Regions from separate parts of the Mus musculus genome. Here all the other regions are linked to region 1. Evidence: chromatin loops called from intact Hi-C (ENCODE). Cell type or tissue: left cerebral cortex. All regions are shown on one strand.

The links. A loop is a pair of places that touch in the nucleus more often than their neighbours do. Peaks named below come from ENCODE experiments on the same cell type or tissue, not always from the same donor. Only the 100,000 strongest peaks of a DNase experiment are listed, where the experiment ranks them.
Region 2: it touches region 1 in a loop (8-fold over the local background); 6 of 42 quality-filtered maps call a loop at or near these places.
Region 3: a loop joins it to region 1, with 8 times the contacts of the local background. A loop is called at or near these places in 6 of 42 quality-filtered maps.

Annotation. Positions count from the first base shown.
Region 1 is chr14:124,188,027-124,196,026 of GRCm38, forward strand. The region is part of intron 1 of Fgf14 (fibroblast growth factor 14); the gene reads right to left. Among named protein-coding and RNA genes, the nearest start is that of 1700024B18Rik, 200 kb to the left of the region's middle. In left cerebral cortex, CTCF peaks have their summits at 4,408 (motif pointing left) and 7,979 (motif pointing left); DNase peaks (open chromatin) are centred at 4,168, 4,367, 4,916 and 7,980; H3K4me3 peaks cover 1,730 bases; H3K27ac peaks cover 1,144 bases.
Region 2 is chr14:123,367,950-123,375,949 of GRCm38, forward strand. It overlaps Nalcn (sodium leak channel, non-selective), which reads right to left. Exons shown (of 44, transcript NM_177393.4): 16 at 3,529-3,665; 17 at 1,989-2,130. Among named protein-coding and RNA genes, the nearest start is that of AA536875, 200 kb to the left of the region's middle. In left cerebral cortex, a CTCF peak has its summit at 3,765 (motif pointing right); DNase peaks (open chromatin) are centred at 3,191, 3,399, 3,788 and 6,043.
Region 3 is chr14:123,746,867-123,754,866 of GRCm38, forward strand. The region is part of intron 2 of Itgbl1 (integrin, beta-like 1); the gene reads left to right. Among named protein-coding and RNA genes, the nearest start is that of Itgbl1, 91 kb to the left of the region's middle. In left cerebral cortex, a CTCF peak has its summit at 4,349 (motif pointing right); no DNase peak of the experiment used is centred here.

The sequences.
Region 1 (8,000 bases):
TGGTTGCAGCATCAACCTGTAGGTCCTATGTTTTTGTCTGTGTTGATCACTTCTTGAGAGGCTAGTTTTCTTTTACACTGTGCTCTGTAAGAGGGAAGGCTCTTCTCATTTCTTAGGAGATGGAGCTTTTTCACTACCACTTGAGGACAGCTGTTTTGTCTCTACAGATACACATGCATTTTCTGCATTTTAGAACACAGATTAACTTGAAAACATGATTTAAGAAGTACATTTTTCATTTCTAAAATTTTAGGCTACCCTGCAATTTATTTTAGGCAAGATGTGTTGTTAGCGAACCTGTACCTACTGCCTAAACACAAACAGTGCATACTTCAATGGCTCCAGTGATCCCAGGTAAAAGTGCAAATAAAATATTAACTTGCAAGAGACAATTACACAGGCCTCAGAGAGTTTTTGAAAGGCTACTATTCTACAAACAGACATGCTCTTTCTTGTTATGCTGCATGTTATTTTAACATGTAATAGCAGAAGTGTAATGCTTTTAGGATAAGATCATTACCTTCATCTTCTGTTTTAAATTTTCTGCAAAGACTTCAAATAATAAAACAATTTGCCAACTGTCTCCTGTGTTCCTCTTTCTTTATATAAAGTTAGCATATACTTTAAATGTGCTCCATGTATTACGCAGGTATTAAAATGAGGTAACTGGTATCCTTGATATCTACAGGCCCATTTCCAGAGAACAAATTACATTTATGCAGTTGTTAAGGGAAAGTAGAAAAACATGGAGAATTGAAAGGAATTTTTATTTTAGTATGATTTAGTGAGAACATTGAGGCTGAGGGACAGTTCTTTAGTGTGGATCTGTTGCCATCCAATTCCCCCCCCCACCCCCCCAGCTAAATGGCAGAGATGAGCACCCTCCAGGGCCCAGAAACTCTATCAAGATTTGAAAGCTGAAGAAAATGAACTTTTCTTCTTAAACACAATAGACTAAAGATGTGTGCTAAATAATTTTTATCAGGTATACACAACAAAAGAAATTACAAAATGCCACTGAGGGCTACTTTTATATGATGCAGTTAGTGAAGACTTCTCAGAAGGCATCTTTTCCTAGCTTTCAGAAATAAGATTAATTCTTGTATCCGAATATAGAAGTGAAGAGAACATTCCAGGCACAGAGCAAAGCATGCACCCATGCAAACACAGACACACACACACACACACACACACACACACACACACACACACACTGATTCATACGCAAATACACACACACACACACGTGAACATACATACATGCAAGAAACACATTCATATGGCTAATTTGCAGGATGCTAACTTTTGATTAAAGTCAGAGGAAGTGAGAAGGCAGAAGTAGAGGAATCTGGGAAGGTGGAATCATCATAGCACCTATCATGCTACAGCCATCCTGCAGAAGGCTCAGGGGCAAATCAGAGCATATAATGAGGTTTTGGGTGGTGGGGTTTTAGTTTAACCCACTTGACAATACAGAAATTGCTATCTAATAGAGTGTTAGTTTTTTGCTTTTTGTTCCTTTGAGAGATTTCACACATTTAGTGCTGGCCTTGAACTCTTGATCTTCCTTGCCCCCACCTACCAAGTTTTGTTATTACATGTATGTATTAATATAGCCAGCTAAAATTTTTTAAAGAGGGAAAAATCAATTCCCCGAGATTAAGAAATATTTATTCCCTTTCTCCAAGACACAAAATTTAGATCTATTGTTTTGTCTTGTTTTAAAGAGTCAATGCATATTATACTTGAAGGTGTGCTTCAAGAGTTGCTATACCTCTATTTTTGTTTGTTTGTTTTTTCTCTGTGTGAACTAAGATTTTTCCTGCCAGCAGGTTTTTGCACGTATACTCCATTTTTTTTAACCATCTCTTGTGCCGTTACACCCTCACCAACAGGCAGTCCTCAATGTGGGCATCATCCTCCCTCATCTTCACTAAACTCATTCCTCAGCTAATCTTTTCCCTAGTTCTCCAGTCTCCTCCTCTTCGCTACAGGTCTGTAGAACTCTGGACATATTTCTCATCCATTTGTTCTCCTTCTATGCAACAACTCTGTAGCCTGTGTATGTGAGCTCCATGGGGGAAGAGACTCTCTTAGTTATTAACCTAGTTGTCTATAAGATCTGTAGCAAGGCTAATCACGCTATAAACTTTCAATACTCTTTTGTCAGGTTATTGATTTTCAAGTATTAAGAATATATGAAACTATCATACTTAAAAGGTTATGTCTACCTATTGGCAAATTAGATTTTAAAAGCTTTTTATGTGATGAAAAAGGAACAAAAGAAAATATTGTGTATAAATTTTTTCTTACACTCTCTCAGCAAAAACAAGGTGACAACATGGTACCAAACGTAATTTTCTTACAGACCATCGAGGAGTGTGTGTGTGTATGCTCAGACTTAAGAATATTAAAGAAAGTGTAAACATTAAAAATAGAAAAATTGACTATTAGAGAGCCCAGACATCTTTCTAGACTTGGAAAAAATTATCTTGAAATTTATCACAGGTCAAGTAACCCCTCCCTCATCACCCAATATAGCACAAAAGATCCACTGTGTTTATAAAATAATCTAATTGTTGCACATTTTAAGAATGTACATTGTAACCTTTAACACTGTTCAGCTGTGTTTGTACTAAGATAATCTTATTCAGGAGAGAATATATCCATTGCAGTTTAACTAGATGGCAAGTTCAACTCACTGCTGTGAATGCTGTGTTCCAATGAATAATCTATCTGATAAAGTAGGAAGCAGACACTATGGTAGTGACGGATACTGGTATGGACAGTAACCAGAACACTGACCTTAAAGATTTCCTGTATAAGGTTCCTGTATAAAGTGCAAACGACAAGTTAATTATTCTTCATAATTGTCACTGCTCTGAAATCTCCTTACCCCTTTGCCTTTATAAGGAAGTTTCTCCTGTTACAGATACACAATTGCATTTCCATTAAAATGTGCATGAGAGCATTTCTTACTTGTGTTCTTTTGAGCTTGATGGCAACAAACAGGAAGTTAGTTAAAATTCATCATTACCACAATTAGCTATCGACCCTTTTCATATTTAGCATTATTTTTAAAAAGGCATCAAAACTTTTTGTCATAGATAGGAAAAGATTTGGACACATACAAATGCACACAGAAACCCAAGCTTTTCAAGAGTGTCTCTTCCTTGTCTTTAAAGGAGCAGGACACTGAAAGCAAACACAGCTGGGCTGGGAGAATGCATTGTGCTGGGCAAACACAGATAACCATTAATGTAAATATGTTGTTTCCTGCCCACCTGGTTAGATATAGCAAGCATCCCTGTATTGTCCTCCTAATGCCCCAGTCCCACATGCCCTAAAACAGCTGCCCTTTCTAACTGGGTGTGGAGAGGGGGGCATCTGGCTAGGCTCTGTCTCCTGAGTAAATACTGACATTTTACAGGCAGCAGAAGGTCATCAGGGGCACTAACTCTTTCTGAAAATATCATAGTAATATCACACATAGTAAGGGCTCTATGCTGGTCATGTCTGTGTAGTAACTGTTCATGCTCCATATAATTTGCTAGTTTATCATTTAAAAACAGACAAAACAGGAATACATTCTTCCCTAACAGGCCCAGTCAGATTCATTCCGAGGGTAACTCTGTATTCACCCAAGATTTGACTACAGGACATAGAGGCCAGTGAGCAGGAGGGATCAGAGCCCTTTGATAACCAGCTTTCCATTAACTCTCCACTGAGCTAACCCCTTAATTCATGCTCTCCCAGCTGCTCATTTCTTTTACAATAGTCCCAGCAGAGGGTTCCTTTCATCAAGAGATATGAACCATGGGGTTTGCAAGAGACTAAAGCTACCAGGTGAGGCGGGGCACACAAGATTCCTGACATCTCCTATCTTACTAGGGGGACAACATGCATGACCCGAGGCACTGCGGAAGGCAGACCCTCATCCTGCATTCTAGAGCGAATACTGTTCTCTGGGGAGCCCTAACGTCTGGAAGAAGAGTGCAAACCGATTTTCTGGAGCTCCTCTCGCAGGAGAATCAGAAAGCAAGAGCCTGCTAGGAGCTAGCCAATTTGAGGGCTCTGGGCGGGCTGAGTTCCCAGTGGCTGGCTACAGGTTGCCTGGGAGCAGATTCACAGCTACACCGGGAAGGCGCTCTGGCGCGCTGGAGGAAGATCAGAAGGTTGGAGATGGGTGGACAGAAACACGAGGAATGAAGCAGCAAGGGAAGCCCGAAGCGGTTCTATTCAGGTAGTGAAATGCCAGCCATCCCATCCGAGGCGTACCTCCCCACTGTGACCCACACAGACCTTGGCGCCGCAACCTGCGCTTCTTGAGGCCGAAGATGCGCACTTTAGAGAAGATATCCACCAGGTTGCCATTGCAAAGCCCGCGGTTCTTGCTGGGGCTGCTCCGCCTCCTGCTGGCAGAGGGCCGGTCCCAGTGCTGCTCCCGCGCCTGCCGTTTCTGACGGATCAAGCCGCTGGCGATGGCCGCGGCCATGGTGGCCCAGGGAATGGGTCCCGGTGAGGGAGGGACAGAAGCAAGGGGAGCTGGGGCACTGGAGAGGAAAGGGGCGGCGCAGACAGCTGCTCGCCCTAAGGAAAGCAGAGGGAGGGGCGGTCTGGAGGGGCTGGGGACAGAGGTGAGGGTGGTCAGTCCCTACTAGGACCCATCGCCCAGTCTACTGAGCTTGGACCAGGCAAGCAGATGCTCTCGGGACACAGCAGAGCCAGCACAGGGAACTGGAGGTCGCAGCTGCTTCTGAGTCCAGAGGGCTGTGGCTGACGGTCACCTCGTATCGCTGGAGCCCTCTCAGGGTCGCCACCACCACCAGCTCAGCTTTCTTGTCCTGTCCGCCTCCCGTGTGAAAGGTTGGCAGATCTGTGGGCTTCCTTCCTGGGCACAGGATGGAGGGGCGGAGGACAGGTCGCGACAGTGTATCAGCGCATTTGTGGGTCCCTGGCCGCGATGGGCAGGTCTCAGTGCCCTGCTCAAGCTGCCCTCAGGCAGGTGCGGCCACAGCGGTCCGCTCTTGGCTTCTGCCTGTGATTGTCAAGTGCTTTGGAAATCAGCATCTGGAGAGAGCAATCTTCTCCCCTGAGCTCTGTAATCAAAGCGCTCCATTCCCACCCCACTATCCCCTCCCAACTATGTGGTCCCCATCCGATGTGTCTACACACACACACACACACACACACACACACACACACACACACACAAAGTATATGCAGTGATGTTTTAAAATACTAATAAAAAGAGAAAGGTAAAATGAATTGCATGGGGTGGGATGCCAAGATGCTAGACTAAGGAGGTAGAATTGAAGGAATATACATCCACTTTGGCTCAAATGAAACTCGCATGTTTCCGAGGCTGGCACAGCTTAAGGTTCTAGAGTCCACAGAAAACTCTCAGCAGCAGCTGAGGGGTGAGATGGTTTCTGCTCTCTAATTAATCTCTCTAGCACCAAAGCATCCCCACACCACAGAGGAGGAGGGAGGAGAGTTAGTCCTGGGGAGGGAGGTGCCTTCACTTATCACCTAGTCACCCAAACTTGTTGGACTCTCTTCTGCTGCCAAGAAGGGTAGGTTTATCATTTTGAACCATCAATACTTAGCAAAAAGAAGAACCAGGGGAAAGAACATAGATAATTTGTTCTAATATAGAGTGGAGGAAAGAGCTTTCAGTTCTATTTCCCAAAGGGTGGAAGAGAAGCAGCCAGGGGCTACACAGGTTCTACCAAGAGAGCTGGATTAGGATAAGAGCCTGGGAGAATACTGAGGAAGCCTTAGCACAAAGATTAGCACAGTGTGGAGAAAGGGTGTCTGTCGTAGCACTCAGCGATAGCAAAAAACAGTCAAACTAAGGGCATGTCATCATGAACTCTGCTTTTCTTTGGTTTGCCTAGATGGAAAAGCACCACCAGAGACCAAAGCCACTTGAGCTGGATCTGAAATTCAAAGATAATACTTTATATCTCGTCCCTTCAGTGTTTTGCCTATGATCTAACAGTGTTCTTTCTCAGGAAAGGGAACACAGCTGGGAAAAGGAAGACTGAGGAAAAGCTCTTCATGCTTTAGTGGTTGTAGTTGATCCAAGCACTAGATGCACCACCACCACCATCCTGCCCAATTTTGTCTATCATCCCAGGAAGACAAGGAGAAAGAAAGGCAAAAGCTAAACTTCTCACCATCCAATATGGACACAGACATAGCATGCTTTGGCAATCATTGGCAGGGTTTTAGAAATATTTTCCCAGTACTAGATGAGAACTGGAAAGTGGGATAAGGAAGACAGGAAGTCTCTGAAGCAGTGTTGAACAAAAATGTACTATTTCCTTTGTTTTGGATAATAGTTAAAAAGTACTACAAAGATACGACTAGGCAAATAAGGGAAGTGTAGCCTACGATGTATTCCAGGGAAGCTGAACTTCTTCACCCAACAACTGATCCATATCTTCCCCTTGTAAGGAGTTCTTTTTCTTTCACTGCTCTTCCTTTAGATCTCCTTTCTTACTAGAGATGTGGAGAACATCTGCTGAAATGGTAGTGTGTGAATTTGGATCCAGGGCAGGTATTATTAGGTTTAGGGTAATATCGTTTTTGATATTAAGAGGTATGCCCTGTAAGATTATTCCCATCACTTGGCTGTTACATCTACAAACACCACAATTACTAAGAGGAATATTTTAGAGTTACCTTGTCTAAAATGTGTACTGCTTTGTCACCCATGAGTTTAAAGAGAAAACTGAGAAAAGGGGAACACCAATGTATTTTGAGTGTGTGTTTGTGAAGCAGTGTCGTGGTTCACAGAGAAGATTGTTTACAGAGAGATGAGCAACCCTAATAAAACATGGATAAAAGTATGACTGTTCTTTTGCTAAATCACAGGGGTAAAGAACCCTAATAAGCCAGACAGTGCACGCCTTTAATCCCAGCACTTGGAAGGCAGAGGCAGGAGGATTTCTGAATTCGAGGCCAGCCTGGTCTTCAGAGTGAGTTCCAGGACAGCCATGGGTACACAGAGAAACCCTGTCTCAAAACAATCAATCAATCAATCAATCAATCAATCAATCAAACAAACAAACAAACAAACAACCCTTAATAAGAGTCATTACTGCAAAGAATCCATTTGGATATTTGAAAAGTTCTAGTTTGGAATTTCTAAATGACTACATGATTAAAACAAACAGATTTACCTAAAGGTTTCGTAGTGGTTTTTTTTTTTTTTTTTTCTGGAGAATGAGATGAGATGCAAAGTGTAAAATGACCTTTTAAATTGAGTACAACTCCAGCAGCCAAGACATCATGCTATTAACTCGAATCGGATTGAGCTCCTTGTCATCACAGCTGTGTTCACTGGTTTGTTTGTTTGCCTGTTTGTTTCGTATTTCAGTCATATTTCCCAATCTTTGACTATAGGTAAGTCAGACTTTGGGCTTCATATGTCACCCCCTCTCCATTATTTATTGCACCTCAAGTTCCCGCTTGTTTGAGGTTCAGCACCGCGGACAGTGACGCTGGCCAGCCACACTTCATTGAAGAAGCCAGAATAGAGAAGCGCTGTCTGGCTATCTTGTAAAGGTCTCCTAGACTATATCTTCCCGTAAAGGCAATGTTTTGCCCCCTCTTTTTCTTAAATGGAAAGGAAATTAACCATCACTACTTCCACTGACTGTAATAACACACCTCGAGGCAGAAGCTTTCAACTGTTGGATACCAGAGAAGCATCCTGCCTGCTCGATCTTTCTATTAGGATCCCTGATGAAGTGTGTAGAAAGTCTCTCTGACAGTGAAATTTCTCAAATCTCCAGAGGCCCATTCTATTCGATGTGGCTTCGTATTTCAGGAGAATCTGAAGAAGGGAGTTGTATTAGGCAATCGGGGTCTTTTAGCTTAATCCTCGCATTTTCCTATTCCCTCTTCCAAAGGCTACTAGGCTGTTTACAGATAGAGATAAGTGAAAGAAAACGCAAGAGAGCCATCTGCTGTCTTAAGCTGTGATAAAA
Region 2 (8,000 bases), 820 kb before region 1:
ATCCAGAGGGAACAAGACAGTAAGCAGTTTTCTTCCCCAGTTGAAGTTCCTGCCTTGAGTTCCTACCCTCCTTGCTGGATTATAACCTATCAGATGAAATAAGCCCCTTACTCCTCACTTTGTTTTCGGTAATGGTGTTTACCACAGCAACAGAAAACAAATTAGGACACATGGTAACACAGGTAGTGCTCACTCCTAGGATCAGCTGATGAGACCTGGAGGTAGATATGCATTCTACTTCGCAGCTTTAGCTCAGGTTAGAATAAATATCATGAGAGAACCCTCCCAACTATAGTTTTTCTGTGTAAGGTCTACCAGATGGAGATGAGATGAAGAGAAACACATGGCTATCTATAATGGTCTTGTTTAACAGACAAGATGGGTCTTAATCAACTCTAGAGGCTGGGGGATAACTGTCACCTTCAAAATCTTGGTCCAAGATAAATAATATGGATGGCACCCAGGGTTCAATGGCTCTGGTAAGCTAAAGAGCAGCCACACTCACAAAATGTTATGAAGAAAACAAGAAGTAGCATTTTAAGCTCTGATAGTCTAAACTAAATAGTAGATGGTGGAGCAGCTTGGGTAAACAGAGACTCCCCTCTGCTACACCCCTCCCTGACACCTGCCAACATGCTTGTTTCCTTTCCTCAACAAATGATGGGCATCCTACCCAGGAATTGTGAAAACTTCATATTCTCTTTTAAGGAAGAGGTTGATTTGCAGTTTTCTGTGGGAAAGTGTTCCTAATGATTAGAAAGTATGTCCTGGTTTTGTCACACTGGGTATTTGGGGGACATCAGCTTTTTTTTTTTTTTTGTCTTTCTCTTGGATGCAGGTAGTCATAACCCTAGCATAGTCAGGGTGAGGAGAAGGCCACTTCACCTCTGGCTTATAGTCAAGTTTGGAAACATAATGAAACAAATTCAATACACTAAGACAAAACCAATCTGCTTTCTAGAAATGCAAAATGTAACTGCAGACTGTCCTGGACTAGGTTACCGTTTCTCCAAACATTTTTCCTGTGTCTACTTGGGCTGTTGTTTCTTTACCTGTTTATGGTACTGACTGGGAAGTATAGATACCATAGGGTCTTATTTCAAGCAAGCAAAATCAAGAACCAACTAAAAGAAGTTAAAAGTACCACACATATGGCATAATCTCTCACTACACAAATGAAAGCAAATATGGTATCATCTAAAGTCAATTTTGTGACCACAAAAAAAAAAAAAACCAGGTAGGGGGAAAACAAAATATTAATGCCAAGGACAAAAGTAGAGACAGTAATTGACAGGGAGAAAGGCAGTCCTAAAATGGATATGCCACACTTAAACAAGTCATAGGTGGAATGTCCTTGTGTAAGTGTCTTATTTTGAAAAATCTCCCTTCCCAGTTGGTGAAATTTTGATGAGAAAGGACAGAGAAGGTATATACTAATAAAATTTTTGAGCCCCAAGAATGCAGACAACATCTCACAGGCTTTCCCCAAAGAAAATGAAATCTAACCAACCAGATACAAACCTAATTATTTTCAACTGACAAAAAATAAATGAATGAAAAAAAAAAGAGAAGACATTAGCAACAGAGTGTTCTCTACAAGAATGAGGAATGAGATCTGAGAATGGTGAAGAGAAAATAAATGAGGGAAAGTTCTTTAAAATGAAGAGACATAGCACAAAGGCAATAATCATTGACATAACCTAGGGCAAGATGACTAAGACAGAGGACACAATACATATCAGCTCTGTGGGGTAGAGGAGGGTCAGGAGAGCCTGGACAGGAGCAAGTTGGCATTCGAGTTTTTAACATAATAGAAATATGAATTACATCACAAACAATATGTACATATATACACATACACCTATCTATTTATTATTTTCTTCTCTATTCCCTACAGACTTAGGAATTGAGGACTCTAAATAATTGTGCCACATTTTTCTCTAACATGTGCTTTAGAGGGGTTTGGTGATGGAGACAGTGGTTCTTACTTTTTGATCAATGTATTTGTTGTCTTCAGCTGTGGGCTTCTTGGGGTTGTCACATGATGAGGAAGAGGTAGAGGGGAGGATTCTGAAGAGACAGCAGGTGTCCTGTTGCTGGCGGTCAATGAACTGCTTCATGAAGCTTTCCCTTTGTGAATGAAGCACACAGATCAGGGTTACTCAGGAAGTAGAATGGGAGGTGGCATTTCAGAGACAATGAAGCAGTGCAGAAGATCACAAAAATAAAGATGTGTCATACCAAGGGCGATGGTTGGATTTAATTATCAAATTATTTAACTTAGGGAAAAAGCTTCCTGAATCCTTGCAAACTCCTGTTTAAAGACATAATGTCCCTGAAATAGCTTAAAAGCAAGGGTTTCTAATAATTGATGGTGTGATTTGAATCCTACCGTGGTAATGAGATACTTTATTTTCTCCCTACTACTTGAAAGAATTAATTCATCTTTTCAAACTTCTATTCATCATAAAAGTCCTTGAGAGATAATTTTACATTTAAAGACTCAAAAGGAAAAGACTTCATCTGATCACCAAAATATGAAAAATTTAAATAACATTAATGCAAGTAAACAAAGAAAGCAACTTAAAATCAGAAAAAGAAATGCTGTCATGTGCAACTTGGCTACAATTTGGTCACCAATAGGCTGCATGCAAATGGTGGCCCCATAAGATTGCATTGTACACCCAGTAATGCAGTAAGCATCACCATCTGCATCAACATATCTGATGTTGATAAAACCATGAAAATGTCCAGAACTCTCTCCAGGCATTAAGTGACATGATCCTCTTTTTCTATTGGAGTTTCAAGTGTTTGGCATTGCACCTAATCTCAACCTTCCCTAATCCCTCACCAAGATGTTTAAAGATAAATAAGTGAATAAATTTTAAAAAAATGGAAAAGTCTATATGATTTCATGATTGTACCTGGAGCCTTTTGAGTTATCATTGGAAGACTTTCCTCCAATTATTAAAAGCAGGAAGTTCCAAGCACCTTAAGAATGCATTTGTTTAGCAGGAAGGCAAAGCTAGTGCAAACTGAATCAGTGTGGGTGTAAATGTTAAGGTTCTTTTAACCAGTGGGAGGCAGATTACACTGTGACCAGATGGCCATATAAGCCAATGCTGCTGTAACAAAGACACCTTCCAGAGCTGCCTGCCTGATGTATTTAGAGATAAAGTGCTCACATCGAAGTCTGTCCTCTTTCCCTCTGAGCAAAGTTCACCTTGTCTATGCCTAGGAGGTCTAATGACTGAAAAGTCCACCTTGTCTATACCTAGGAGGTCTCATGACCAAAAAGTCTTCAGATGGAGGCGGGGACACAAGCTTGTGTCTCACTTGCTTCTTCTCTGAAGGGATGACTCATGGAACTCAAAGGCTTTGTACCACAAAGGCAGGGAGAAGAACAGGAGATAACAATTTCAAACACAACCCCAAACCTACCCACGTGCCAGTCTGAAAGAAGGCTGAGGTTAACTTAGATGGTAAGCCACGTTGTGAAGAGATACAGTCAACGAAACAATCTGATACCTGATTTTAGGAACTGTAAAATCTGAAGGAAGTTTTGAGATTTTCACCATTTGCGGTCTGTTTGGAAATTTTTCGAAGATTCTCAAGCGCAAAGGGAGTTTTTCTTTGGTGTCCGCGTTCGCTTCACTTTGCTTTAGCTAAAGGGTGGGGTGGGGGAGAAGAAAATTGAATCCCATTGTAATGAACAATTTCAGACTTGGGAGAATAACATGTAATTACACATATCGCCGCTAGATGGAAGAAAAGACCCACCATGCACATCACCCAGCGGTCCCAGAGATTGTTCACTGAGTCCTAAAACTGAGTTCAGGGAAGGACAAAAGTTAAGAACAAACTAAACCAATTTAAAATAAAATTCAAAGGAAGGTTTTTGTTGTTGTTGTTGTTGTTGTACTCTCAATGACAAGTCTCCTTTCACCCCACACACAACATCTTTAGCTTTTACTTACAATTAAACATTTGGATTTATTTTATGCACAGGCAGACTTGCTTATCTCCTTAGCTAACTGAAGGGGATGTATTTACATCTGCACAAATTTGATTTCTTGTAAGCCAAGGTTTATCTGGGGCAGACGTGGAACTAAGAATCAATAACTGGCTTGAATCCAGTCCATGCTTTCTTATCTTCCTCCTTCCAATGCTGGCTTTTCCTGTGACTTCTCTTCACTCTTTACTGCCTCTTAAGACGAACCACTCTGTGTATTGCAGTGAATCTTTCTTCCCTGTTTCCTATCCCTCTCCAAACTATAACACTGGTCTTACTAACTCCAAACGGGTTAAGAGAGCATCAAAGCCTCTTGTGTAATGTGGGCTTTCTTTCTTTCTTTCTTTCTTTCCTTCCTTCCTTCCTTCCTTCCTTCCTTCCTTCCTTCCTTCCTTCCTTCCTTCCTTCCTTCTTTCTTTCTTTCCTTCCTTCCTTCCTTCCTTTCTTTTTTTTTTCCATTTTTTATTAGGTATTTAGCTCATTTACATTTCCAATGCTATACCAAAAGTCACCCATACCCACCCACCCCCACTCCCCTACCCACCCACTCCCCCTTTTTGGCCCTGGCGTTCCCCTGTACTGAGGCATATAAAGTTTGCGTGTCCAATAGGCCTCTCTTTCCAGTGATGGCCGACTAGGCCATCTTTTGATACATATGCAGCTTTCAAATTTCAAAGTTTAGATCAGGAAATTATCAGTCAGTAGAAGCCCAGAAAAATTTTGCTAATCAGAAGGGACGGGTGAGATGATGATGATGATGATGATGATGATGATGATGATGATGATGATGATGATGATGATGATAGTAAAGCTCTAGCATCCAAGGTCACAAAACAAAGAGCACAGAAATCTCCATGGCATGAGAGTAATCTGAAAAGTAACTCTGTACATCAATGAAAGCTTATGAAGAAGTAACTGACTTCTAATGGGCCACTGATACACAACTGGTGAAAATTTGCGAGTGGTAAGTAGGGGCCAGAAGGAAAGAAAAAGCTGCTGACTTATTAAGACCGACCAGAGAGCAAGGCAATCCGTGATAGCAGGCCAGAGACGGATGAGATTGATAGTGTAGGTAGGAGCTTGCTCAATTGCATTTACTGACTCATTTGTTTAGATATTTGTGCTGTCACTTCTAGAACCAATCCAGGGAGCCAGATCCCGTGCAAAATTCTGAGGCTATAAAAATCAAAGGGCGCCTGCCTTTCCCCCCGACCCAGCTCATATCACAACCCACTGGATAGTTGAATAGACAATTACCTAGAAAGATAATGTGACCAATTACCTAGAAAGATAAAGAAAGATAAAGAGATGTGACCAGAGTGCTTGGGAACCCAAGGCAAGAAATGAGAAAAAAATAAACCATGGTATTATTTCTCCCACACTGACAGACCTCCCAGGCTGCAGTGTGTGATTCTTGTCTCCACTTCTTGGGGGCGGGGTCTAAGCTATGTGGACTGAATTGTGTTTTCTGCTAGGGTGAGACACAGTGGTAAAGTGTATGTCAGTCAGAGCATCTCATCAAAATGAGAATCCTGAGATCTCCCTAAAACCATCTCCATCTGTTGACTCCTTTCATCCTCACCAGAACCTGACTGGACCTTCACAAGCCCTGTTAGGGTTCTCTACCTCCATGTTAGCTCCTTATCACCTATTCCTGCATTTTGTGGTTACAAAAATCTCAATCTTAAAACCTATCTGTTGTTACTCCAATACAAAAAAATAAAAATAAAATAAAGAGGTCAAAACCTTCCATTTGGACTCAAAGTCTCATTTCCTTTCTCTCCACCTGTCTAGCTTTAGTTATCTGGGTGTCCACATCACATCCTCTTGAGACCCCCACAAGCATAGCCCTTCATTCCTGCTGCATCCTGTTGCCCCATCTCTACTTCCTTAAACTTCATGAACTTCTACTTGTTCTTGGGATTTTAGGTTCTCGCATAGTTTTTCAGAGGATCTTTTTTTAGGAGCTCACATGATGTTGAGCTGGGACATAGAATGTGGCTGTTCATATGGATCGAGGCAGTGAGAAATCTTCAGTTTCTTGATGTTCAATCTAGTACATGTTTTAACAGTTTTCTAGGCTGCTGCAGCAGTTATCAAAAGACTGGTAGCTCTGTGAATCAGAAGCCATGAACCCCTCCAGCGTCAATGAATTAATTTCTGAATCAAGGCTTCCTGTGAGCGCTGAGGGCTCACTACATCTTGACTTCCTGTGATTCTCTGTAGTGTTGTGGCTCGTTCTTCCAACCTTATTTGAATGTCAAATGCCTTCTTCTCAGTGTTTGTTCTGAATCTCCCTCCATTTCTCCAATAAGGAATGTAAACATCAGATGATCCCTGACACACCTCATCCAGAATGATTAGCCGTTTATTTCTGCAAAAGCCCAATATTCCAGGAATGTCTTGTTCTGAAGCTCAGTAGGTTTGGGGGAAAATTGTTAAATGCACCATTCACATTATCATTGTAAGGAATTTTGTTTCACATAAGATATGTCAAGCACTTTCTCCAAGAGTATGAGGCCTGGGCGGCTGGGAAACTGGTGGGGTTTGTTTCTTCACATTCATCCTGTGTCCTGGGACAGTAGTTAACATGAAGTCAGAGGAAAAAAAAAACTGTTACCAAATAAATGACACTAAGTGGGTGATAGAGAGAGATTCCGTCACAGATTTTGTAGAAACAAAAGAAAGCCTGGTAGAGTGAACAGAAGTATAGACAGTATCTATGTGTTAATTGGGCAGCTAATTTTTTTTTTAGGTAGCATGTAAGAACTCTCCATTTGCAAAATGGAATGAAATTAGATTCTTGCAGCATTTAGCTGATCATGATGTTTGTCACTGAAAAGCTGATGAATGTTTGGACCATGTTTGTCAAGGGCATGATGGTAATATATCAAATTAAAGCTAACCAAGCCCTAGAATACAGTGATCAATACAGTAGACTAATACTATTTTGTAAAATCTCCTTGCTTTCACGTTTTTAAAATGGATCTTGTAGAATTCTAATTTGCATTAGGGTATATTAATATTCCCAAGAGCACTTAAGCTCCTTCAGGGCAGGATTCCACTTTTAAATTTCCTTTCATAGCACCTCCCAGAGAGTGAAAATAGAATATGGTCAGGAACAAATTGAAGCTCAGCAGGAGTTGGTCATTGAACCACAACACTACAAAGAGCAAAGCTCTTCTGAATAACTCAGAAGGTTCTCTGTGTTATTGAAAATCTTCCTTTTGAATGGTGAGAACCAGGGATGCTCAGATATACAGTTGGGTCAGGAGAGAACAGAGGGAGTGGCAGCTCGAAAAGAGGACATCGAGTTGCCTCCTATGAGCAGGAACAGCCCCTTTCCAGAAGTTCCATGAGTTCCTTCTTTTCCTATACACCTCCATGGGCCTGTTGTGGAAGGAGTGTGTATACCACAGCCATGCCTTCATCTCTATGGCAATGACATTTGTGCATCCAGACTACAGCCCACCCAAATGCCTATCAATAGAACAGAAAAACAAACTGTGGTCTATTTAGACACTTGAAATGCATGAGGTGCAGCCTAATAAAAATGTAGTCAGATTTTATACTGCAATATTGAGGGCAGGAAATCAGACATAACAAAAGAACATATATTGGAAGACAAGCTTGTAAGGTCCACAAATAGACAACATTAATCTATATTGCTAATTTCCAGTGAGATCAGTGTTCCAGGGGCAGGTTGAAAACAATGGTGAGACAGGTTTCTAACATGAAGTTGTCTTGGTATGTTTAGTTTGGGTGTATTATGTTTGTAAACATCAGCAAATGGTCTTACCCTATGTTTATTTCAGTCCACTTAAAAGTGGACAGTTGATACATTTAAACAAAGTCATATAACTCCTATTTTATCACCATTATAACTTTTATCATTCTGCCATCCCCAGAGCACAAGCCTGACCAAGACAAAAAACACAAGAAAAAGAAAAAAGGAACAAGATAGGAAATGGACCTGGTCATCTGGGGT
Region 3 (8,000 bases), 440 kb before region 1:
TTCCTCTTTCTCCACATCCTTGCCAGCATCTGCTGTCACCTGAATTTTTGATCTTAGCCATTCTGACTGGTGGAGTCACAGCACTTTTAATGATGACATTTAACAGAATTTTAACAGATACTGACATTTGGAACATCTTCAGTCCAGCAATGAATGTAACCATGAAGCTTATATACAACCAACCATCTCCTCATATAATCCAAAGATAACACATATGGTGGAATGATTAAGTTGTAAGTCATTTTGTCTCTATATATGTCATCACATGAAAACAGAGTGTTTGTTAAATTTTAGAAGAACTTTAAATCTCACCACACAATGTAATAACTAATAATGGGAAATAGTTCCAAGTTAAGGCATTAATTTCATGTGATTAAATTCACACTGGAAAAATGAATCCTATATTTATATAATATTATAAATATTATATAGGTGTATATGTGTAATGTGTGCTTTTATGTATCTTTCTTAGTTGTGGCAGAAAAAAACCAATTATTTCTACACTACTCATTAATACACTGTGCTTTGAGATCAGAACTATTTTTTTATATGTAAGATGTTTTCCAACATCACTTAACCTAGAAATATTATTAGCCGAAAATAATGACTACAGACATGAGTAATATATCCTTATTAAGAACTCATTACTGTAGGTCAATATGAGAACTTGATTTCACAGGGTCAATGGTTCTTCATTAATTTGAAGTATAATTATGAATGGCCATATTAAAAGATTTAGACTTACAAGAGAATTATAAAGGCAGAGGGATTCTAATTATACTCTGCCTGCTAATTTTGATTAAATAAAAACAATTTAAAGAGACTATCATTTCTACTTTTAAGATATATTGTTTTTTACAAATTATAAGAAACTTATAAGAAATGCTTGATATAATTTCATCGACATTATTACTTTAAAACCAGGAAATAATATCCTCAAATTTTGGCATGCACAAAAATGACTTGATAGGCTTATAGCATTCTTGTGCTCTATATGCATATTCTAAATAAGTTCCTGGAGCATCTATCTTATGTCTCAAATGGTTGCGCACCCACCTAACTCAGCAGCTTCTCCTTTACAGTTCATTACACTTCACCTCATTTTACAGTCTGGGAAGCTTTACTAAATTCCTGTTTGTTTTTACCCATTGATTCCCTTCCATACACTATCTGTGATATCATAATTATTTATTAAATATGTATTAAGTAAAACAATGCAAGAGCTTTGATGAAAGAAGTCTTACACAAAACAATTTTACCAGCACAAACAAAAGTATTTCCTGACACATAAGCGGGCAGAACACTAAGCCATCGACACACCCAGGTACAGGAACTACTCAACAATCTTTCCTCTCTGTTCTCATGTAATATATTCAGAATTCAAGTTTTTGAGAGACAACACAGATGTAGGAGTCTGTTTGATGCCCTGGAACAAAGATCTGTTTGAAGGCAGGTCCTCATATATGAGTAGCAATGTGTCCTAAAGAAGAGTAGAGAAGAGGTCCATTGGCCAAGAGCCTAAAATTTTTCTGTGCTCAAAACAAAGTATTTGACCCCTCCCTCATTTCCTGGGAGTGGCCTTTGTGCTCATTCACAGTTTAAGAACTAATCCCACCTGATTTTATAATGTGGTTATTTGAATTTCTGGAGTTCAGCTTGTTGAGCTCTTTGTATATATTGGATACTAGTCCCCTATCAGATTTAGGTTTGGTAAAAATCCTTTCCCAATCTGTTGGTGGCCTTTTTGTCTTATTGACAGTATCTTTTACCTTATAGAAGCTTTGCAATTTTATGAGGTCCCATTTGTAGATTCTTGACCTTACAGCACAAGCAATTGCTGTTCTGTTTAGGAATTTCCCCCCTGTGCCCATATCTTCGAGGCTTTTCCCCACTTTCTCCTCTATAAATTTCAGTGTCTGTGGTTTTATGTGGAGTTCTTTGATCCACTTAGATTTGACCTTAGTACAAGGAGATAGGAATGGATCAATTCGCATTCTTCTACATGATAACTGCCAGTTGTGCCAGCACCATTTGTTGAAAATGCTGTTACCCCCCCCCCCCCCACACACACACTGGATGGTTTTAGCTCCCTTGTCAAAGATCAAGTAACCATAGGTGTGTGGGTTCATTTCTGGGTCTTCAATTCTATTCCACTGATCTACCTCTCTGAACAAAGAATTCTCAACTGAGGAATACAGAAGGGCCGAGAAGCACCTGAAAAAATGTTCAACATCCTTAATCATCAGGGAAATGCAAATCAAAACAACCCTGAGATTCCACCTCACACCAGCCAGAACGGCTAGGATCAAAAATTCAGGTGACAGCAGATGCTGGCGAGGATGTGGAGAAAGAGGAACACTCCTCCTTTGCTGGTGGGACTGCAAGCTTGTACAACCACTCTGGAAATCAGTCTGGCAGTTCCTCAGAAAATTGGACACAGTACTACCGGAATCCAGCAATTCCTCTTCTGCACATATACCCAGAAGATGTTCCAACTGGTAAGAAGGACACATGCTCCACTATGTTCATAGCAACCTTATTTATAATAGCCAGAAGCTGGAAAGAACCCAGGTGTCCCTCAACAGAGGAATGGATACAGAAAATGTGGTACATCTACACAATGGAGTACTACTCAGCTATTAAAAATAATGAATTCATGAAATTCTTAGGCAATTCTGGACAATATCATCCTGAGTGAGGTAACCTAATCTCAAAAGAAGTCACTTGCTATGATAAGTGGATATTAGCTCAGAAACTTAGAATATCCAAGATACAATTTACAAAACACAAGAAAATCAAGAAGAAGGAAGACCAACCCATGGATACTTCATTCCTCCCTAGAATAGGAGACAAAAGACTCTTGGAAGGAGTTACAGAGACAAAGTTTGGAGCTAAGACGAAAGGATGGACCATTCAGAGATTCCCCCACTTGGGGGCCCATCCCATAATCAGCCACCAAAGGCAGATACTATTGCAGATGCCAGCAAGATTATGCTGAAAGGATCCTGATATAGCTCTCTCTTGTGGGTGGGTTGGGGAGCATGGCCGGGGGAGGGTATAGGGAACTTTGGGGATAGCATTTGAAATGTAAATGAAGAAAATTCTAGCAAAAATGTGCTGTGACTCAATAACCCATGCCATATAAATATCTCCCATGGAGAATAATCACTTCTGAAAGTGCAGGAAGCTTCCCAGGTCAGCAAGGTGTTCCTTAAGGAAGCACATTTAATTATTATATTTTTATTTTTAAAAATCATTTTAAGAGTTAATTTGTTTTCTAAGGACTTTTGTCTTCTTTTCATGTTGCTTTGTGTCATGGATTACATTATCTTTTAAATTATTATCTATTTTATTTTATTTTTTGTATATTAATCAAACAAATAATGGATTTATTATGATGTTGTCACACATGTATATAATGTAGTTTGATTATATTTGCCCATGTTCCCCTCATTTGAGAGATATTAACAATATTCAAAACTTATGATGGAGCACAGATTTAATCCTAGCACTTGGGTGTTGGAGCAGAGGCAGAGGCAGAGGCAGAGGCAGAGGCAGAGGCAGAGGCAGGCAGATCTCTGTGAGTTCCAGGCTGGACAGGACACCTCAGTGAACCTCTGTCAAAAAAAAATATATATATGATGCAAATAAAAACAATTGCATTGATTAGTAGCTAACACTACAATTACTGTGAAAGTTCCACTTTTATCTCCTTGCTCTTGTTAAAACCTACCCATGCCATTTAATATGTAAATTTTAACTCTCTTGCTATCTTTTAACATCTTATTTTATATATGAATTTAGATTATTTTGTTCCTAACCGAACCATTGAGTAAATTTCCTGAGAAATGGAAGAATGAGGTATGATATATAAATATCAAATACATAAGTAAGTATATATATATCACTCTCTGCTCCACGGACATCCATTCTTTTCACCTCCTGGGCTACGAGGTCCTCAGGTTAGGGAAATTTGGTCTATACTAAACACAGGGCTCCTAATGGAGGAGCTAGAGAATGTACCTAAGGAGGTGAAGGGGTCTGCAACACTATAGGTGGAACAACAATATGAAATGATCAGTACCTCCAGAACTCGTGTCTCTAGCTGCATATGTAGCAGAAGATGGCCTAGTCGGCCATCAATGGAAAGAGAGGCCCCTTGGTATTGCAAACTTTATATGCTCCAGTACAGAGGAACGCCAGGGCCAAGAAGTGAGGTGGGTGGGTAGGGGAGCAGAGCAGGGGAGGGTATAGGGGACTTTTGGGATAGTATTTGAAATGTAAATGAAGAAAATACCTAATAAAAATTGGAAAAAGAAAAAAAAGCACTTTAATATTGACCACCAGAGGGCTCTCATAACCCTTCCATCTATGAATCAAACTACAAGTACTGCTAATAGAAAGTTCACCATAGAATAAGAAGTATTGTAATTAGTACTAGAGCTTATTTGGGCTGGGGGGGGTGTTATTTCCTAAAACCATTCTGCCCTTATGCAAAAATGCTTTTAGCATGCAAACTTAGAACAAAGTAATTAAATTATGTGGTTGAATTTTATCTTAGTTTTTGCAAGCTCTATAGTTACTATACTTAATGATTGCTTACTCCCTACTTTAACTACTTATGTACATAAACGTGAGACTGCATCTACATTCTAGTGTATAAGTGAATGGCATGAAATAGAACTGATTATGGTTAGAGTAATGTAGTTGTATTTATTTTTCAATCAGCGTAAAGTGTAGGGGGAATCTGTCTGTCATTATTGATGCTTGATGCTTTCCCAATTCAAAGCCTATTTGGGAGCAAGGAGGTATGGCTCAGAACATCATAGAATAGCTCACGCCTTTAATCCCAGCACTTGGGTGGCAAAGGCAGGCGGATTTCTGAGTTCAAGGCCAGCCTGGTCTACAAAGTGAGTTCCAGGACAGCCAGGGCTATACAGAGAAACCCTGTCTCTAAAAAACCAAAAAAAAAAAAAAAACCAAAAAAAGAGTGTCAAGCGTTCTTGTGTGGGCACATTGGTCATCACAAGAGGTGTGATGCCACAAACTAATAACTACACAGGGATCAACAGTGATTTTGTTTCTGTGGATCTTCTCACTGTTTCTGCACTGCTAAGTTAATGCAGTCTCAGTTACAAGGAAAACTCTAGAAGCAGAAACTGCACCTGCCATTTGTCTTTTGAATGGATACATTCTGACTAACCTTGGCAACCCAGAAACCTGTAGTGGGATCCTAGATTAGGCATCACAACAAGGGGAAAAAATGCATTTTTTCAGATCAAACTTTGAAAACAAGATTTTTTTTTTTTTAGGAACATTTAAAATCCACGTGAATCTACTCAAGTGAGTGATCAGATTGACTCTGAGATGTGCTGTAAGCCGTATTCAGTTACCACTGCAATTAATTGAAGATAGCTGCTCTGCCTTTTCAAATTGCCTTCCCCCACTAAAATACATTATTATTTCTGCACTTAAATGTTCATCAAGAAGAGTAACAACATGGAGGTCCCTTTAATTATACACCCACACCAAGATGTTGCCTTCTTGACTGTAAGATTGAAATATTGTATTATTGGAGAAAATAAAACAATCTGTTCTCCTTTTTATCCGTTATGTTCTTCTAGTCTGAGAATTATTGATTGTGCTTTTCTTTAGAGAAAGAAAATGCCATTAGAGCAGATCCCATGCATCTCGTGTTCATGGAAATAATTTTGAAGCACTATTTGAATTCTGTTTTAAATTGGGTTTTCATATGGTGTTTTCCTGCAGGCTTCCTCCATTTCAAATCCTCTTCTAGCCCAGTGTTGCTTTCTGTTCATGAGACAGTAGTGATTGAGAAGCACTCCAGTCCTTTGTTTTAATTTGCCATATTTGATGGAAACATGGATTTAAAAATCATCATACTGCGCAGTTGTGTTTTGTACTCAGATAGCATTTGTTCATCCATAGACACCTGGGAACAGACCTAGTCACCTGTCCCTGTGATTCACTGGGATTTTTATGTGAAAAAAGGAAATAAAAAACATTTCACTTATCCTCAAAGGAAATAAAAAACATTTCACTTATCAACTAAGTACTTTTAAAGACAATGCCTCATGTTGAGTTAAAAACATGCACAGCAGCATAAATGATTAAAAAACAATAATACTGCTAGTAATATGATATATACTACATCACAAGTTGCCTTTTATTTTTATGCTTCTTATCTGGGGATGAAGTTATAGCTAATTTTATAGAATACCAGAGTTGGGTTCCCAGAGTAAACATGCATACTCATAACCCTTTGTAACTACAGATCTGACACCTTTTTCTGGCCTCTGTGCATACACACAGACACACACACACATAATTAAAAAAAATAAATTAAAAAAAAGACGTTTTTAAGATCAAACTGGTTTTAGAGTAGGTAGATTTCATTTGGAGAAATATTCGGTGATTTTCATACTATTTTAAAGCTTATATAACCTAGGATTAACACTCTAAAATATTTTCATTGATATTTCCTAACTATTTCATGCTGAGTGACATATGATCTCAAGGTTTCTGGGTCAACTTTGAAATTCAGGATGTTTAGACATTGTTCCAATTGTATGTGTTTGCCATTTAGAGAGGAGATGTGCTACTACCCACATTATGTGAAATTGAATTGGCAGAAAATGTGCTTTGGCTCAAAATAATCTCTTAAGGTTTATTTGCAAAGGCTTCCATGGCCAATATTCTTTCAGCAGAGGTTATATTGTGCTTCCTTGGTCACCTAGGAGAAATGTGATTTTTCTTCTCACTCATTCGGGGTGTGAGAAGACTACTTTAGAATTTAGCAACCTACACTTGCCCCTTTCTTGCCCTGGCAATACTGGGTAATTATGAAGCAATTAAAAGTCCAAAAACTGAAAGTCCCAGTGCAAAGAAACAGTAGTAGAGAGAGGGTATGTATCCAATAAGCACATGTTCCTAGAGCCATTCAGGATAGTTAGAAATCTTCCCTTGTGGATGCAAGTCATTTCCTCTCTCTCTCTGTCTCTCTGTCTCTCTGTCTCTCTCTGTCTCTCTCTGTCTCTCTCTGTCTCTCTCTCTGTGTGTGTGTGTGTGCATGCACGTGCAATGATACACACACACACACACACAAACACACACACACACATGACACTCATCTGCTTGTGATCTTTAAGTCTAAGAGAAATGGCTGCATCCCAAGCTAATTAAATATGAATGGCTGGTTTCAACCAGTCATCACTAGTTTTTTTTTTAGGCTTACCAAGTGACTAAGCTTAAAGAGTGAACCAAGATCAAGAGTTGTCATAAGAACGAACATTTAAAAATGACACTCTAATCCTACATTTGGCATTTGACATTAGTAATGTATGAATGTCTATCTGTGTGCAAGGTATTATGTGTTTGTACAGAATGGTTACTAGTTAGTTATATGCTCTAATATTGAAAGGATTACTTTCCCTGATATTACAAGTTTCAAGAAATTGTAGAGTCTAATATTTTGGGTTCAGGCAGAGACTGGAGAAGGCTCTTTCTCGGGTCCCTGTGTTTTATGTCAGCCAAGCTTGCTAATCAACACATGGGTTCAATGCTGGGGCACTTCATATAGCTCTGCCCCTCTGCTGACCTGACCTGAAATGATCTTTACCCTGAACATTGTCCTGTCTTTCATTTTTTCTACTCTTGGGAAATATGTGGATACATAGTTGCTGTTCTGAGATATTAGTGTGACTTTAGCATTTAGGAACAGATCTTTGACAGAGGATGTAGATCTGCAAAATTGATGTTTGGTCTTGTTTGTTGAAAACTCTTCACATTCACTTTGCATTTATTTTTTTATTTTTTATTTTTTTACCTTTTTCAATATTTTAAAATTTTTTTAATTAGGTATTTTCTTCATTTACATTTCCAATGCTATCCCAAAAGTCCCCTATACCCCCCCCCCACTCCTCTACCCACCCACTCCCACTTCTTGGCCCTGGCGTTCAAGTCATGCCTTTGGTCTTGAA